Linked DNA regions of Homo sapiens: region 2 is linked to region 1. A link is a loop called in an ENCODE intact Hi-C map of the cell type or tissue named here. Cell type or tissue: PC-9. All regions are shown on one strand. Each heading gives the region's core, and the rest is flanking DNA. Links, peaks and the distances in the headings are about the cores only. Region 1 holds the start of LINC02442 (long intergenic non-protein coding RNA 2442). Region 2 overlaps LOC105369812 (a long non-coding RNA gene).

Region 1 (9,741 bases), core at 3,215-5,714:
TGGGTCAGCCAATTCTGAAGCTTGTCTTACCTCTGGACTTTCTTTTATGTAATCTAACACTTGTCCTAATTATTTGAGCCAGATAGAGTTTGGTTTTCTGTTCCTTGCTGCCAAAAGCATCCTAACTGACACAAAGAATTATTCCTCTTCCACATTTGTCTTCCTTTCACAGATGAAGAAATAGGGACCCAGAGAAGCCATATAATGTATGCCAAGGTCACACAACCATGATTAAATGCCTTTTTTGTGTGTGAGATGGGGTTTCACTCTGTCACCCAGATTGGAGTCCAGTGGTGCAATCTCAGCTCACTGCAACCTCTGCCTCCCTGGCCCAAGCGACTCTCATGCCCCAGCCTCCTGAGTAGCTGGGACTACAGGCATGTGCCACCACACCCAACTAATTTTTGTATTTTTGTGTAGAAATGGGTTTTGGTCATGTTGCCCTGGCTGGTCTCGAACTCCTGAGCTCAGGCAATCCACCCACCTCAGCCTCCCAAAGTGCTGGGATTACAGGCGTGAGCCACTGCACCCAGTCTGTTTAAATGCCAACTTTATAAACCTAAGATTAGTTGTAAAGGAAATTTTAGAGATGGCTTTCAACATAAGTTGGGTAGCAGATTTATAACAAAGTTCTGGCTGACATTTAGAATAGTGATAAGCTGAGTAATAATATTCAACAGGGAATCTCAGATAACTTCAAGGGGCCTTTTGGAGTCCTGGTGTTTCAATCCAGAAATTCCTTATCCTCTCAGCATTACGTCTGCCAAGCCTACACACCAAGAAACCTGGCCCTGGGATGTTCTAGACAACAAGAAGTTCCATTTAACCACATTCCTTTAAAGTCAAGGGCCAGACTTAGGAAGCCAGCTTCTTGCTTTCTCTCTTCAAGCCCCTACCCGGGTACTTCTAGAGTATGAGAATCAAGGTGCCCAGAAAACAGAAACCAGCAGCCCAAATTGGAGAGAATTTAGACCTTAAAATCTTCATGGGCTCAAAAATTTTCTCATTAGTATCTGCCTTCTGATCATAACGGTCCCAGAAAATTCAAAACATGTCTTGCGGATCTGAAGCCACCCTGCATCTCCAGTGTTAGCGTAGCTCAATCCCCTTTTGTTTTCTACGTTCTTCTCCTTCTCTTCTACCGTCTTTGTCCACACCTCCCACATGTCCACCATATCCAGCCTGGGAAAGGTGCAGCCATGGCTGGGCACGGGAAGGAAAAGGAGGAGTGATGTGCCGTCCCCTCCCCGAAGTCTCAGCCCCAGGGTGGGGTATTATTCTACTTCCTAATCCTTACATTTCTGCAGTGGTTCCTGTCTCTAAAGTCTTCATGTCTCCCTCCACCATGTTTCTTGATGACACCAGAGTTTTATTTGAGAAACATGGAAAAACTGGCCAGTGAGCCCCTCAACCCCAAACCACACCCCCTTTGTGTGGCAGCACAATTAATACGAAGTCCCAGTGTTTGTGTCTGTAGCCTATATTGTTTGCCGTCTGCCTTTGGGAGAGGCAGACCTCCTTCAGGGTCTATCAGCGGCACTTTATTGTTTGTATCTTCTATTTAAATTTTTAATACGGATACATTGATAATTTTAATTAAAAATAACTTTCTGCATTACTTCACAACCTGTTTCTTTTTTTTAGTTTGCGGTAATATGTTGAGAATAGTATGTGATACCTGTGGCAGGAGAGAGGAGTAGATTCCTTTTAAGGCAGTTAGAGGAACTCCTTGTTGTTCAGGCAAGCACCAAGGCAAGAAGCAGTGACAATTTTTCACTGACAGTGCCCCAAACTTGCCCTGCAAAGCTTAAAAGGAGACGCTGCTCTTTGAGGTCCACTGCTTGAATCCAAGGCATGTGCTATGCTTAGTGGAGTGTGTTTAGAGCTCCTTTTTCCAACATGCCAAAAAAAAAAAAAAAAAAAAAAAAGATGCTCATGCTACTTCTTGCTTTCTGTCTATTTCTTTCTTGCCCTTAGGCTTAAAAGTAAGCATGATGGAGAACAAGAGAGAAGGCGTGCCCTGGCAACCATTGCCAGGAAACAGATTTCACTGAAGTCATAAATTAGAAAGATAACCCACTTACCGGAGGTGGGTTCATATGCAATGCTGAAAAATCTGCCAGTATAGAGAATATTGCTACCTTTAGCTTCAGTTTTTTTAATCACTCATGTTTGATAATTATAAAGATGTTTAAAGAGGAAATCATGATGTATAATCCTATCACTGTGTAAGCTCTGCTGATACTTTTTCTCATATAAATGTTTTCTTATGTAAAAATAATAAATACACATGGTAAAACAAAAATCAGACAGAAATATACAAAACAGAAAGTAAAAGTCTACTTAACATATGCTTCCTGCTTTCTTTATTTTTTAAGCTTAAATTTGCCAAAGGAGCTTCCTACTTTCAAAAACTTCTTTACACACACATATATAAATGTGTGTTCTTTTTTATTATTTATGTAAAAGAGATAATGCTGCTCACTTTTTTGGTCTTATATCTTTATTTTTCACTTTTTGGAAATCTACATCAATATTTTAATTCTGCTCTATGACTACATCATATTTTATTGAACCAATCTGCTTTGCAAATGAATTGGTGGATATTGTTGTCAATGAATGATTAAAGGACTTCAACACATTAGAATTAAAATGAAGCTATGAAATCACCTCAATTACCATTTATGAATTTATTATCTCTACTTAACAAGTGTTTATTGAGCACCTAGTATATACCAGACATTTTCTTAGGTGCCAGGGATGTAAGCAGGATAATCATCTCTGAGTCAAATGGATCATAGCCTAAGTGGAGGGAGATAGCTCAGCAAATCAATAATTACTGTCACTGCTGAGATATGAATAACAAAAAATGCTGTAGCCACTGAGATTAGAAGCCCAGTGTAAGCTAAAGTTAAAGGGTTAATGAGGAGAAAATCTTGAGCAAGCCACATGTGGGAAGGCTTGAAGACATGAAGTAGCACAATGTATTCATGGAGGTGCAAGAATTTGGGGGTGGTCAGAGCACAAGTTTCGTGAGGGAATCCAGCCTAGGCAACAGAGCAAGAGCCCATCTCTAAGGCCTTTAAGCTAGAGACAGAGGCTGGGGTCAAAGCCATACCACAAACTTTATCCCAAAAGCCATAGGGAGTCATTGAGGTTTTAAGTACTGTGGGGAGAAGGGAAATGGGAGTGATGTGATAATTTTTAAATAATTTAAGAAAAAAGCAAAAATTAAGGATTAAAATAGAAAAACTTCTGGCTACAAATTCACTCTCAGCATAGAGAAAGGAAATAAGAGCTAGATAAGAAAAATAAACGGGCTGCAGGTGCAGTGGCTTATGTCTGTAATCCCAGCATTTTGAGAGGCTGAGGTGGGAGGATCACTGTAGTTCAAGACCAGCCTGGGCAACAAGGTGAGACTCTGTCTCTATAAAAATAAAAATTAAAAAAATTAACTGAGCATGGTTGCTCATGCCTCTAGTCCTAGCTGCTTGAAAGGCTGAGATGGGAGAATCGCTTGAGCCCAGGAGTTTGAGATTATAGTGAGCTATGATTGCACCACTGCACTCCAGCCTGGGTAACAGAATGATGAAAACCCATCTCTTAAAAAAAATGAAAGAAGGAAGGAAGAGAGAGAGAGAAAGAAAGGAAGGAAGGGAGAAAAGAAAGAAAGAAAGAGAGAGAGAGAAAGAAGGAAAAGAAAGAAAGAAAGAAAAAGAAAGACCAAGCAAGCAGGGAGGGAGGGAGGAAGAAAGGAAGGAGAAAAGAGAAAAGGAAGGAAGGAGAGAGAGAAAGAAAGAAGAAAGGAAAGAAAGAAAGAGAGAAAGAAAAGAAAAAGAGAAAAAGAAAGGAAGGAAGGAAGGAAGGAAGGAAGGAAGGAAGGAAGGACGGAAAGGGAAAAGAGAAAAGGAAGGAAGGGGAAAAAAGAAAAGAAAGAAAAGGAAGGAAGGAAGGCAACAACAACAACAAAAACAGATTTCAAATGAAAAGTGAGTACGACAGGATACTGAGAGTATGAGCAAGATAACAAATTATTAAAGGATAGTTAAGAAAGGTAAATTAAATTTTTGATACAATATTCTAACTTAAATCATTCTAATGAATTTAATTCTCAATAAATATACTTCATAAAATCCATCAGGTAAGATGATCTTTGGCAAAGAAAAACTAGGATCCTTCTGAGTGGTGCACTGGAGCCAGCTAAATTGGTCATGGTAGGAGTATTTATACCATGGAAACTGGCCAACACACAAATCAGTTTTGGTTTTGCTTTTGTTTTCCCCAAGAGTGCCTGTTGTTAAACATTTGTCAGCACACTATTGAACCCTCCTTGAGTGAAGCAACTAGGAATCATTGAAAACATCCACAATTTAATTTCTTCCAGAGACACCAAACTATTTCTATGCCTCCTCCCAATCCCCTCAAGTCCTAAAACCTATTTCATTGTCGAGATTATCAGCACATCAAAACATGTATTGTAAGTCACATCATTACATTTGCAAGGAGATAAAGAAATTAAAAAGCATAAGCATAAAGACAGGTCCTATGACTCTTGTTGCCCAGCCCTGGTGAAGACTAAGAAGCTGATAACTAGTGACAACTCTCCATTTTAACAGCCTGTTTCCCACAGGTGAAAGGGACCCATCATAGGCCTGCAGTGATTCTGATGACTCACAGGAAAGCAGTCCAGCTTGTTTGGCCAGTTCTTGGGTTATTGGACAGTCATGAATAGCTTTGGAGCTACTAAAGTCTCCTCTGGTGCCCTGAAGCTTCATTACTTCCATGAAATTCAGAGAGAGGTATTTATTTTACTGTTACCACTTTGGTATCATTTTATGGTTTCTCTTTCCAGAAACTTCTGTGCCAGAGCCAAAGTAATGGGACTGGATCTGTCTTTTTTTTTTTTTTTTAAGTGTTCATGATCATGCAACAGATACACCCACAACCAGTGAGTTTCAAAGCCAAAGGAAAACAACAGGCCTTTGATTAGGCTGTACCTACTCCAGTGCAGGAGGGCACCGCAGCAGCTGGGGGAGCCTGGCTTCACCACCTCTTTTCATTCTCCAGAGATGGGTGGAAAACAGTGTGTGGGTTGGAATTAAGGAATTGGGTTGACTAGCCCAAGGCTGGTTGGGAGCCTGCAGTTCAGAGAGAGATTATTGCTTTATTGGCTCTGGTAAAAAAAAAAAAAAAAAAAAAAAAAATGTGACCATCTTACATCATCTCAGCAGGACTGAAAATTTCACATGATTATCAAAGTGCATGAAATGCTAGACAGATCATTGAATGTGAGTGGAAAGGGAAAGGAGGGGTTGGTGGAGCAGAGGTAGATGCCCACTTTCTCACCAAAAAGAGCATCAGGACCTACTAATGGGTGCAGGAAAGTGAGTCAGATCTGGCCTTAAGGAAGTATCCTGAGTACCCACCAGTGCTCAGTTTCCTTATTGATATATCACTAGATACCAGCTACCATGACTTCTCTGCTCCTTTCCTGTCAATGACCACCCAGCTGAACCCTGCTCAGAAAAACTCTCCTTGCTTCAAGAGGGATTGTGTGGGCTTAGCTCAGGTTCATGGAAACACCCTGCTTGTTTCTTTCCTGTGGAGTGGATGGTGAAAGGAGTTGTTAGCACCAGTCAGCTTTTTCTTATCAAGTAACTTCATTATTTCTAGGGCAGCCACATACCCTTGTTTGTCCCAGACAGAGGGGTTTCTGGGACGCAAGACTTTTACTGCTAAAATCAGGAAAGTTCCTGGCAAACGGGGATGAGAAGTCACCCTAATTGTCACAGTATCTGATGAGGTGCCAAATGAGTAAGGGACAGTCAACACTGATGAAGGTTGGAATTGGTAGCTGGGAGTTTTGTACAATGCTGTGTATTTTACAATGCACTTTCACACACACTATCTCATTTTAATCTTATAACAAATTAAAGAGGGCAGAGGAGGTATTACTATTGCTTCATGTTGATGAAAAAATTGAGCCACAAAGATTAAGTGACTAGCTCAATGACACAGAGCTGGTTAGTAGCACAAAATTCGGGTGTTGCTTCCAACTCTCTGTGGAGTGAGATAGGAAGCAATTGATAGCTGGAGTCTGTGTTCTTTCTGCTGTACCATGTTGTCTCTCCAGTTATAGGGAGAATGGAATTCCTTTTTCTCTCATCACTTGCCTTTGTTTTTTCTTGTTATGATGCTCTGTTGTAGAGTGACAATCTTGCAGTGAAGAATAATTCAATGGAAATTCATAGCTTTGTCCCCAACCACCAACAACCAGGAAGCACAAATGCTCAGACATTAGCTGTGACTTCTACCCAAAGGCAAGGTAAAATGTCATTGCCAAGGATTACATTCAAATGACCTCTAATGTGGTTTTCTGATGGAGGGAAGAACTGAAGACAACACTAGTTCATCAGAAAATGCTGAGTGGAGAATTGCAGAGGTAGGGAGAAGAGAGAGCTGTGCATCTTAAGGCAAGATGACAGGCTCAGAAGTCAACAGCCTCAAGCAGAAGCATGCAGGGTTCTGGGATGAGAAACATGACTCAGCATTTATCCTTTCCTATAAAACATAGCAGCGTGTTAAGGCTGCATTTGAAATTTTACACTAAGGCCAGTGATAATATCTAAATTACGGTCATGACATGCATAACTTGATATCAGGTAGACTAGAAATTCTTCCTAAAATTAGAGAAGTTACAACCAAACCCAAACCTATCATTTCTGTATCCAATGACAGTCACAAAAGTATGAATATCTATGAGGAATTATAATGAATCTAAAATTTCTCTGGCCAGTCCTATTTCTTTTAGAATGTCAAGCAGCATTTGATTTATGATAATGGCTCAGATTTTCAAGATTAAATTCATGTTGGTATACTGTCTTTTAAAGCATGAAAACCCATTTGCTACAGAATGATATAATCATAATCTGCACTATAAATGAAAAGGCTTTATGTTGGCAAAACAAACATCTCTGAGATGCAGTAGAGCGATATGGTATACTGGTATGTACGGCGTGAAGAAAAGAGCTAGGGTTTTGCAATCAGCAGATTCAAGTTGAAATTCCAGTTGTGTTAGTGTGTGATGTTGGATGTTAAGTCTCAATTTTTTCATCTGTAAAATGTAAATCTTGTAGATTTGTTGTACTCTTAGATTTGTGGCCTCATAGATTTGCCTCCTCAGCTTCCTCTGTCTTGTTGCTTCTGTGGACAGCACATGGAACAGGGAACACAAGAAGGTTTCAAAAGATTTAAAATCATGGTTTTTAACATGTCTAAGATGTTATATGGTAAACTCCTTCCACCCATCAGCACTATCTCTCCTATACCAGGAGTAAGCCATAATATTTGTTTTACAAACTGCAATACTTAAATGCTTTTGGAGCAATTGAAATGCTTAAAAAATAGAAAAAACATCTCCAGTTCACCTTATCAAAAGCTGCAAGGACCCCTTCTTCCTTTATATAAAAATATTGACACACCTAGGCACACTAAGGGGCGTGTGAGATAGATTGGCAATTCAGATCTCCTGGCCCTTCACACTGGTCAATACCCACTTAATGCCACACTTGAGGCTTTTCCTCACATGCAGGGAAGCTGTAAGAGTTTAAATGACCTAATGGCTATAAAAGTTCCTAGAAGGGTACCTAGCTCAAAACAATGCATTCTCCCTTCCAACTTTGTTTTCTGGGTTCCACAGTTATTGAGACATTTTCCATTTGATATCACACAATTTTTTTTTTGCCAGTGTACCCAGAAGAATGCACTCTGATGATTCTATGTGTTTTTAGAAGGAGGGCCGAAGGACGCAAATTTTATTCAGTTATCTAAAAGTCTGACTGCCTGAAGTGATATTATTATTTCAGTTGTTAGAAAACTACGTAAGTATAGATAAGATAAAAATTGAATCATGTTGATTCTAGTCATCTATCAGCTTTTTTGTAGTAGTGATTTAATATTAACTTAATATTTTATGTTGTAAAAAGTTAGGAATCTTGTTTACATGTTAGAAATAGTTATGTTGCTGTCCTCCCTAAAATCCATAAAGCAGAAATTATATATAAATAAATTTACAGGTGCCTTTAGTCATGATGAAGGATTTCTCAGAATTCTTCTTTTCTTTTTTTTTGAGACAGGGTCTCTCTCTGTGTTGCCCAGGCTGGAGTGCAGTGGCGTGATCTCGGCTCACTTAAGCCTTGGCCTCCTCGGCTCCAGTGATTCTTCCACCTCAGCTTCCCTGGTAGCTGGGACTACAGGCACACAACACCCTGCCTGGCTAATTTTTGTATTTTTTATAGAGACGAGGTTTTACCATGTTCCCCAGGCTGGTATCAAACTCCTGGACTCAAGCTATCCTTCCACCTTAGCCTCCCAAGGTGCTATGATTACAGGCGTAAGCCACCGCACTCAGCACCTCAGAATTCTTGAATATAAAATTGCTCTGATTTATTTGACTATAGAAATGACTGAAAAATCTCAGCATTTTAAACTTTTTTTGTATACCCTGTTTCTAACTGCACTAAGATAAACAGTACAGTTATGTGTGTATATTTATATATTTTTTCCATGTTGGGGTATTTTCTGATCTTTCTCTAAAAAGCCATATATGACAATTAGCAGTAAGATGGAAAAGATAAAAGATATATTTGAGTTAATTTGGATAAAAAATAGACTTTTCTATTTAAGATTTCAAAATATTAATGACCTAAAACAAAACAAATTTTGCTGTTGGTCAGTTTTACTCTGGTTGAAGTAATGCATATTAGAAATAAAAGAAATCTTAAATAAGGACCATCTTCTAAATGTTAGCCAGGGGAGAAAAAAATAACAATGAGTCTTATCTACTGTTAAAGACTGTTTGTATCCTCCCAAAATTAATCTGTTGAAGCCCTAACCCCCAGTGTGATGGTGCTTGCAGATGGAGCCTTTGGAACATAATTAGGTTTAGATGAGGTCCTGAGGGTACAGCCCTAATCCCATGATATTACTGCCCCTAGAAGAAGAAACACTAATGAGTTTGCTCTCTCTCTCCACCACGTAAGGACACAGCAAGAAGGCAGCCATCTGCAAGCCATGAAGAGAGCCCTCACCAGAAACAAAGCATGCCGGCACCTTGATCTTGGACTTCTAGACTCCAGAACTGTGAGAAAATACATTTCTGTTGTTTAAGCCACACAGTCTGTGGTGTTTTGTTACAGTGGCTTGAGCAGATTAATCTGTTTACCAAAGGGAAGATGGACGTACACGCTATGGCTAGGAAGGAATGATAACTTATCATTGAACCTAAATGTAGGGGATGTCCTGCCTAAAATTTTGACCATGCTTTTATTTGTGTGTATGTATTTTTGTTTTGTTTTGTTTTTGCTCCTGGGTCAGCCTTGGGAGGGTAAATCACTACTGAAAGAAACATGGCTTTGTCCCCCAAAAAAGGATGAACATGTAGACCCTCTGGGAGTAATCAAGGCCTAGTATTAAGGAAAGACAGGGAAAGGTCAGGAGGCCTTTACTTCTGTGAGTGTCTGGAACCCAAAAAGACAATAAAAGCCTGCTGCGGATTAGGGCCTCAAAGTCAGTAGCTTCCTAGCCTCATTCTTGGAATTTACATCCCCAGGAAGAAAAAAGGGTTGCTGGTTGGGAGTCCTCAAATGGTAGGCTATTAGGCCACTTGTGACATGGCACTCTTGAGACAACTGGTGCATTGGAGGATAGTTTCAAGGTAAACAGTGAACCTGGAGCTCCTTG
Region 2 (9,741 bases), core at 3,929-6,428, 110 kb before region 1:
TCAGACCATGTAAGGTTTACCATAGAAATGTAAGGAATGGTTTATTAATGGGAAATCTATAAAGAAAAAATTATATAATCATCTTAGCAGATGATACCCACTTGTGATTTAAAATATTGTAAAGTAGGAAAAGAGAGTAGTTCCTTAACAGTACTTATACAAATAGTCACTGGAGACATACTGTAGTAGAGTGTTCCCATTAGAACTGGAAATACGATAACAATATATTACCTTCAGTATTTACAATTATTTAATAGTATTGTCTTCACTTTTAAATATTTTCCTGGAAGTTGTAGCCATTGAAATAAGATAGGAAACAAACAAAAGACAGTGTGATAATTAATTTTAGGTGTCAACTTGGCTGGGCTATGGAGCTGAGATGTTTGGTCAAACACCAGTGTAGATGTTGCTCTGAAAATATTTTTTAGATATTAATTTAAATTAGTAGACTTTGAGGAAAACAGATTATCCCTCATAATGTGGGTGGGTTTCAGCCAATCAGGCTTTAAGAGAAAAGACCTAGTTCCCTTGAGGGAGAAGAAATTCTGCCTCCACACTGCCTTTGGACTTGAGACTGCAACATCAGCTCCTTCCTGGGTCTCTAGCCTGCTGGCCTGTCCTGCATATGTTGAATTTTCCAGCTCCAGAATTATGTGAGCCAATTTCTTAAAATACAGTCTCTGTACACACACACACACACACACACACACACACACACACACACACACACACACACAGCCCCTATTGGTTCTGTTTTTCTCTGGAGAACTCTAATACATACAGCAACAACAGCTAACACCTATTGAATGCTTTCTATGTGCCAGGCAATGTTTTGAGGGCTATACATGTATGTATTAACTCATTTAATCCTCACAATAACCCTAAAAAGTAGTGCTGTTTTTGTCCTTATTAAAAACTAATTAGAATGAAATATTCTGAGGATTCGTAAGAATATCTGGGCAAATTAAAGGAGAAGAACCAAAAGCCTCCAGTTTCTACCCCATACCCTTTTACTTTTAGGCAGCAACTCCAACTGTCTCATTCTGGCTAAGGTTTACCAGTACTCTGGGACCTTGCATTGGTGATGAAATTAATCCTGCTATCCTGGTGGTAGTCAGTTGAGTTGGACACAGGCTGGGAAGCAATCATATTCAGGAACTTCTGTAGAGATTGAACTTGTACTCTGATGATGCTGTATTAGTTTCCTATTGCGTTTGTAACAAATTACAGTACCACAAACTTAGAGGCTTACCATTCTGGAGGTCAGACGTCCTAAAACCGAGGTGTCAGCAGGGCTGAGTTTTAGGGAAGAGTGTTTCCTTCCAGCTTCCAAAGGCTACCTATACTCCTCGGCCCATAGCCCTTTCTCCACCTTGAAAGTGAGTAGTAGGCCATCTTCAAATTTCTCTGACCTCGGCTTTCATTGTCCATGACCTCTCTGATTCTGACCCTCTTCCTTCCCTGTTATAAGAGCCATTATGATGACTTTGAACTCACCTGGATATTCCACAATTATCTCTCTTCTCAAGATCTATAACTTAATCACATCTGCAAACTTCCTTTTGCCAGGGAAGGTAATGTATTCACAGGTTTCAGGGATTAGCCTCTGGACATCTTTGGAGGGATCATTATTCTGTCTATCATACATACCACGCATAGGTGAAAGACCCCAGCATCTCTTTCCTATGGAGAAGTATGCATGTAATGGATCAAAAAAATAAAAATGAAAAATAAAAAATAAAAAAAGCTGGCTTCTCAAACTCATATTATTATCCTGAAAAATATGTCAACTTTCAGTGTTTTCCTGTTCCTGGTTTTCTGGGGGCAAACCTGCAGCACAACCCAGTTTTAGAAAACTGTACCACTGGAAAGGAGAATTTTCTTACAACCCTGCCTTCTACCCTTTCCATATATGCATAATGTAGCAAAACTAGGAAGAAACATAGATCCATATTATTCTCATCTGGTTGCAGGGAAGTCTATGTCTAATACAGAAACAAAAGACAAATTCACAGTGGACAAGATCAATAGCTATGGCCTACCTAAAAGTTCAAAACTCTGTAGAACTTTAAAAAACAGAAACAAAATTAAAAGACAAACAACAAAGTAGAAAACTACTTACAAAATATATAACAAATGGTTAATATATTTAATCCATAGGAAAGTTATAAATTAATAGGAGGAAAACACTCCCAAGGCAGCATGGGCAAAAGAAACAGATACTTCACAAAGGAAAATACCAAGTGGCTTATATATACAGGAAAATACTTAACCTCATAAGCAGAAAGGGAATGTAAACAAAAATAACCTGACAAATGTAAAAACACATAATGACCAATGCTGGTGAAGATGTGGTGAAGCTTTTCAGGCTCCTTCCTGATTGCTGATAAGAGCATGAATGGGTACAACATTTCTGGGGTCCCATTTGACGATATGTATTAAAAGCTTACACACCCTATGACCCAGAAATTTCACTTACAGACATTTATTTGAAGGAAATAATCAGAAGACTATGCAAAAATCGGGCTGCAAGGATTTTTCACATAGTCTGCATATTTAAAACATACATGTGTATATAAGAACAAAAGAAAGAATCTAAATGTCTGAAGGAAAGATTGGTTAACTTTATTATAATCAGCTGTAAAATAGAATTATACAGTCCTTCAAAATGAGAATTTTATCCATTCAATCTTATTTATTACCTGATTTTATATTTACTGCTTTCTTTCACTAAAAACAAGGGCAGGAACTCGTTCTTTAACTGCTGTGCTCTGGAGGACTGAATGTATGGCATGATACAAACCATATTTTTCAAATAACATAACAACATGTGAATCATCTACAATTTAAAAAGAAACAATATCAAGATAGAAAAATTGTGGAGAGTAAGATGCAAAAGTAAAAGGGATTAGAAGGAAACACATCAAAATATTTATACAGATTATCTCTGGACGTTGAGATTGAAGATGATTTAATATTTTTTCATGGTATGTTTTACAGTTCCCAAATTCACCATAATGACCATTAATTTCACAGTTTGAAAATATTTAATGAATAAATACAATTTTAAAAGAAGAGTAATAGTGCCTTCTGTCAAAATCACAACTTTTTCTCCTGCACTTTTAGTAGGGGCTACTCAAAGTGAGATCTATGGACCAATGGAACCTTGGAACTTGGGTGAAATACAGAATCACAACCCACTATTAAGTCAGAATTTGAATTTTATCAAGATGCCTAGATAATTCATTTATACATTAACATTTGAGAATGTTTTAGGTTATTTGCAACTGATCATGTCATAACTGTATTGAGTTTGCTAATTACTATCAAGATGTAGTATTCAGCATTCTGTACAAATGAGTTAATATAATTTTAAATATCTTTGTGGCATTGAAATAACTTCCACACAATTTCAGTAAACTGCCTCATCATTTGGATGCAAATAATTCAGAAACACTAGGGTGAAACCTGCCCTGATATTTGCCTGTGCCCTAGCCCTTGCTGCTGGCTGTTTTAACCTCTGATTCAGTGGCTGTGAAGACACCCTGCCCTGTTTCCCTCACCCCACTGCCTCCATTAACTCATCCTTGCATTAACTACCAATGTTGCTTTTGCTCACCTGCTCATCACGTGGATCTGCTCATCCACGTGGATCCACGTGGATCCTGTTCCATATAGTCAAATACACTGTCACTTCTGAGATTACTCAGAGATTTTTAAAAGCCTATTGATCACTTGGTGTTAGGTAGACAACAGTTGCTTTTCAGAGCAAAAAAATTTTCAGAGATTTATTTATTTCAATTATTGAACATTTGCCAGATAATTGATTCATAGGACAGTCCATGACCTTGAAGACCTCTTAATAAAATGGCAAGGGTGAGAGGGATGGGAGGCAGGCAACGTGTAGAAATATCACACAGTGAGCAGATGGGATATGTGCCTTTGACAAAACACAAGAAGGGAGCAATCATAGTGCCCAGGGAAAGCCAGGAAGGATTTGGGGAGAAGTGAAATTCTTCTGTCACCTTCTAACTCCTACTCAGATGAAGTTACTGCCATAGCAGATACATCTGTAGGCTGTACACATATCACTTTTGTCATCTTCCCTGGCAGACTGATAGTTCAATGATGGCACAGAGCACATCTCTCAGGCTCACAAAGGGAGTGCTTAATCTATCTATATTCGTTCAGTGAAGGGATCTGATCTGAATCTTAGAGAGAGAGTTGGACTTGGCCTTGAGGATGGGTGGATGTTCCTTGGGGCAGAGGATGTAGCCTGCACCAAGGCAAGAGGAATAGAACACCACAGTGTGCTTTAATTGGCATCAGCACACCGTCTCCAAACTGCCTATCAGTGGATCAGGGAGATATTTCCATTTTGAAAAGGCCTGTCTGCCAAACTTGGGGGCTACAGAGAATAAAACCTTTTGACCAGCTACCGGTGACAGATTTAAAGTTAAACCACCAGCCACAGGCACATATCAGAATATGGTTCCCCCTTTCAAAGGAAGGGCTGTGATTATGCAAGCCTGCCCAGGAATCCCCAGCCTGTGCTTTATTTATGGCTGGCCCCTTCAAAGCAGAGTGCAAACGTGCTCGGAATGAGCAGGCAGGCAGCACAGCTTTGCAGCCTGGGTACCTAGAGCTTCTAGAAAAGGAAGCAGAGTTGGAGGGCTGCCAAGCCAGTAAGCTGTCTGCAGCATGACCAGGAAGAGGAGAAGCTTGGCTTTTTTGTCTTCAGTGCCTCCTCATCATTTTCTCAATATCCTGTAGCATTTGAACAGGCTGCTGTTGGTTTTCGGCAGGGTGATGTGCATGGTGACATTTGTATTAGTGGCTTCCTGATGACTGCCTTTTGTTTACCAAACCATAACAAAAGGTGGAGCTACTCCAGAAAATTGAAAGTCTATGGGTACCAAGGGCAAAAACCCCATCAAATTTGGGATGCGTGTCCTTTGGCTGCTGGAAAGGGGCCTGTAACATAGCCCTTGGTCACCCACTTGCCCTGTGCTTGGGGCACTGTGCAGGTTTGGCTGGCAGAAGGGCTCTCCCTGTCAGTAAATACTGTGCTATAGGACACAGAAGCTGGAGGTGAGCAGGCCAAAGGGATGCCTGGAGGATCCTGAAATGCTGGTTTTAGAAACCTGCTTCTTAGTGAAGGTAGCCACTCCCTGGGGCTGTATCACCCTGCCCTGCAGCTCTTGAGGCATTGCCGGGCATGCACTCCATGTCACCCGAGAGAAGTTACACCTTCAGGTTCAGTAGAGGCCACTGCCCCAGAAGAAGGGTGTGGAAAGAATATTTGAGATGTGAGACTCTGAGCTGAACTCAGTATGACCTTGCATAGCCGTTTGCTTCAGTCCCAAACCAGCTTCCTTTAACCTCTAGTGAAAATGTTTCCCACATGTGTCAAGTAAGGCTTATCAGCAAAATCTGATGGGACTAAGATGTATAGGAACCAAGGTAGGGAGGAAGAACTTTCTCAATGACTCTTCACCCAGAGCAGAAACTACCTTTTCTCATTTCTCTTTAGTACACTGGAGTGGTTTGACTGTTCAAATATTTTTGGAGCTTGGCTCCAAAAATGCAGTCCCTGACCACAGGGAGCTGAATACAAAGGCTCCCTCTTAGAGAACATGTTTTATGTCCTCCTGAATGCTTTCACATATCTATAGTCCCCATGAAAAGACACAGCCCATCTTGTGAGGTGCCTGAGGTCCATGCTAGTTTCCTTTGATGCATGCAGACATGAAGGAAGCTAACAAGGGTCTTCCGTGCAAGGGACCCAGGACTCTGGACTCTGGGGCCTACTGCAGCACCATGGACACTTGTCTTCACCCCTTCATCACAGGCCTGCAATGGTACTGTCTCTGGTGGAGGAATAGACAGCCTAGTTTGGCAAATTTACTTTCTTCTACCTCTGAGACTTGTAACTCAGGCTTTTTGTGAGATCTTCAGTGCAATATCTTTCTTGGTTTAGTCTAAATATAGTTTTCAGTAGGCAGGAGAATAATGCTTAGAAAGCATACAACTTGCTGATGTCAGGGGGAGAGAGATCTATTTCTATTATATCAGGGCTCCCCAACCCCCGGGCCACAGACCTGTACTGGTCCATGGCCTGTTAGAAACCTGGCCATACAGCAGGAAGTGAGCAGCAGGTGAGCAAGCATTACTGCCTGAGTTTCCTGTCAGATCAGCAGCAGCATTAGATTCTCATAGGCATGCAAACCCTGTTGTGAACTATGCATGTGAGGGATCTAGGTTGCATGCTCCTTTTGAGAATCTAATAAGGCCTGATGATCTGAGGTGGAACAGTTTTACCCCAAAACCACCAACCTCCTTGATCTGTGGAAAAACTGTCTCCCATGAAACTGGTCCCTGGTGCCAAAAAAGATCGCGGGCCACTGTATCATGCCATATAATTCAGCTTTTATATGACTCATATTTGTTTATTCAACTGTCATTGTCCTAATTCTCATCTGCATACTGCCTGAAGTAGTTAATCTTTGGGTCTACAATAGCTGCCTTCTTGGCAATTCTGCCAACATATTCCTCGAATAATCCTATATTCACCAGCCTCCAGTGGAAGACATCAAGGCTCTGAACAGAGCTCCAGAAAAAGGAAATGTCTGCATTCTAGGAAGGGCATACTTCAAGAGGGGCTACTTTTCCTAATTTGCACAAAAGCCCCCAGAGGGCTAATGATGTCTCTGGGAGAAACAGAACTCTGGCAGGTTATTTAGATACATTATCCCTTTTTTTCTGAGCATGGAGTTTTGGGAAGGCCATTCTCTCCCCAAGCCTTTGCCACTTTTAACTATTAAAAGATTGTAAACATTCCAGGCCGGGCACAGTGACTCATGCCTGTAATCCCAGCACTTTGGGAGACTGAGGCAGGAGGATCATCTGAGGCCAGGAGTTTGAGACCAACCTGGCCAACATGGCCAGTTCTCTACTAAAAATACAAAAAATTAGCCAGGCGTGGTGGCAGGTGCCTGTAATCTCAGCAACTCGGAAGGCTAAGGCAGGAGAATAGCTTGAACCCGGGAGGCAGAGGTATATATATATGTACATATATGTACTTATATTAGTACTTGTATATGTACTAGTATATATATAAAATAAGCATTCCAAACAGTTTTGAAAAAATTCAGTAATTCTACTTATTCTTGTGTATTCTGTAGTTCCTGTTCATATATAATTTATAAATCATATCAGAATGTGCTCTCAATTTTCTATGCTACCTTTTTTGCTGAAACTTATGCCATAAACACTTCACATTTCTAGTGGTTTCTGTTTTTCATAAGAATTGTGATAGTGCATAACTTCCTCTGAGGAAATGGATGACAACTCGTTTAATTATTCCTGTATTCCTGGACTTTTGATGTTGCTTGTGGTGTTTTGCCTTCATAGATAGCACATCCGTGAGCATCTCTGTGTCCACAGCTGCCCTTCTTTTGTACAGCTGGCCCTTGAACAACACGGATTTGAACTGCACAGGTTCACTTATTTGTGAATTTTCTTCAGTTTCCGGCACCCTAGACAGCAAAACCTCCTGCTCTTCTTCCTCCTCAGCCTACTTAATCTGAAGAAGACAGGGATGAAAAGCTTTATGATGATCCACTTCTACTTAAGGAATAGTAAATATATTTTCTCAACAGCATTTACTTGCTAGCTTACTGTATTGTAAGGATACAGTATATACTACTCATAGCATAAAAATATGTACTAATTAACTGTTTATATTATTGGTAAGACTTCCAATCAACAGTGTGCTATTAGTAGTTAAGTTTTTGAGGAGTCAAGAGTTATACGTTGGAGAGCTGGTGAAGATGGTGGACTAGAAGCAGCTACTGTGCCCTGCTCTCATGGAGAGAAATAGAAGGGGCAAATCAATACAACACCTTCATGAAACACTCCTGTACCTGCATTGGGATTCATCAAGAAAACAACTTGACCCATGGAGAATGGAGAAGAGTAAGGCAGGACAATCGCCCACCCAGGAGTGATGTGGAGCCAGGGGAATCTCCCCTGCCCAGGGAAGCAGTGATTGAGTGAGCGACTCCAGGGACCCAGGCTTCTCCCATGGATCTTTTCAATCCTCAGGTCACTCCACCAGGGCCTTCAGTCTGATACAGAGAGCTATGTAGAGTCTTGTCAGAGAAACTACTCAGGCACACTCAAACTTCCAGGGGCTTTAGATACCCACACTTCCCAGCAAAAGCAGCTGCAACTCTGGCAAAGTGGGAGGTTAGACCTCTACATATATCCCTAGGAAAGGGGCTGAATCCAGGGTGCTGAGCAGTGATGGTGTACAGGCCCTGCTTCCACAGATCCTGCTTCCACAGCACCTCACATGATAAGACCCACTGGCTTGGAACTCCAGCCAGCCGCAAGTAGCAATGTTACTCCTCCCCGAAAGGGAACATCCAGAGGGAGGGGTGGCCCACCATCCTTGCTGTTTCACAGTTTTAACCATTGATACCTTTGGGCTCCAGAGAATCCGAGGTGATTAAGGACTGGAGCAGACAACCAGCACAGTGCAGCAGCTCTATCAAGAGGCTGCCAGACTGCTCTTTCACACAGGTACCAGATCTTGTTTCTCTTCACTGGGAAAAATCTCCCAACCAAGGTTTACAACCACCCTGCCAGTGTTTCCCAGCTGTATTAGTCCATTCTCATGCACTATAAAGAATTCCCTGAGACTGGGTAGTTTATAAAGGAAAGCGGTTTAACTGACTCACAGTTCTGCAGGGATGGGGAAACCTCAGGAAACTTACAATCATGGCAGAAAGGGAAGCAAACATGTCCTTCTTCACATGGTGGCAGGAAGGAGTAGTGCTGAGCAAAAGGAGAAAAGCCCTTTATAAAACCATCAGATCTCATGAGAACTCCTTGCTATCACAAGAACAGCATGGAGGTACTCACCCCCATGATTCAATTATGTCCTGCCACGTCCCTCTCATGACACATGGGGTTTATGAGAACTATAATTCAAGATGAGATTTGGGTGAGGACACAGCCAAACCATATAATTCCCCCACTGGCCCCTCCCAAATCTCATGTCTTCACCTTTCAAAACATAGTCACTCCTTTCCAACAGTCCCTCACATTCTTAGCTCATTCCAACATTAACCAAAAAGTCCAAGTCCAAAGTCTCACCTGAGACGAAGCAAGTTCCTTCTGTATATGAGCCTGTAAAATCAAAAGCAAGTTAGTTACTTCCTAGATAAAGTGGGGGAACAGGCATTGGATAAATATACCCTTTCCAAATGGGAGAAATTGGCCAAAATGAAGGGACTACAGGCCCCATGCAAGCCTGGAATCCAGCAGGGCAGTCAAATCTTAAAGCTTTGAAATGGTCTCCTTTGACTCCATGTCTCACATCCAGGTCATGCTGATGCAAAAGGTGGGCTCCCACAGCCTTGGCAGCTCTTCCCCTATAGCTTTGCAGGATTCAGCCCCACTCCCAGCTGCTTTCATGGGCTGGCATTGAGTATCTGCAGCTTTTCCAGGTGCATGGTGCAAGCTGTTGGCGGATCTACCATTCTGGGGTCTGGAGGGCAGTGGCCTTCTTCTCACAGCTCCACTAGGCAGTGCCCCAGTGGAGACTGTGTGTGGCGACTCCAACCCCACATTTCCCTTCCACACTGCCCTAGCAGAGGTTCTCCATGTGGGCTCCAACCCTGCAGCAAACTTCTGCATGGACATCCAGGCATTTCCATACATACTCTGAAATCT

Evidence for each region. Hi-C counts contacts between places; a loop is a spot of excess contacts. Peaks named below come from ENCODE experiments on the same cell type or tissue, not always from the same donor. Only the 100,000 strongest peaks of a DNase experiment are listed, where the experiment ranks them.
Region 2: it touches region 1 in a loop (13-fold over the local background); 4 of 110 quality-filtered maps call a loop at or near these places.

The regions. Positions count from the first base shown.
Region 1 is chr12:67,588,569-67,598,309 of GRCh38, forward strand. LINC02442 (long intergenic non-protein coding RNA 2442) reads right to left here and starts at 1,422. Exons shown (of 3, transcript NR_183543.1): 1 at 1,298-1,422. RefSeq lists a silencer at 1,039-1,258 and an enhancer at 4,296-4,385. In PC-9, for the core only: no CTCF peak of the experiment used is centred there; DNase peaks (open chromatin) are centred at 4,253, 4,683 and 5,223; H3K4me3 peaks cover 1,643 bases; H3K27ac peaks cover 2,282 bases.
Region 2 is chr12:67,478,849-67,488,589 of GRCh38, forward strand. It overlaps LOC105369812 (a long non-coding RNA gene), which reads left to right. Exons shown (of 5, transcript XR_001749186.2): 5 at 1-1,846. Among named protein-coding and RNA genes, the nearest start is that of LINC02408, 36 kb to the right of the region's middle. RefSeq lists enhancers at 4,947-4,996, 5,557-5,606, 5,827-6,006. In PC-9, for the core only: no CTCF peak of the experiment used is centred there; DNase peaks (open chromatin) are centred at 4,713, 5,303, 6,173 and 6,413; H3K4me3 peaks cover 1,387 bases; H3K27ac peaks cover 2,288 bases.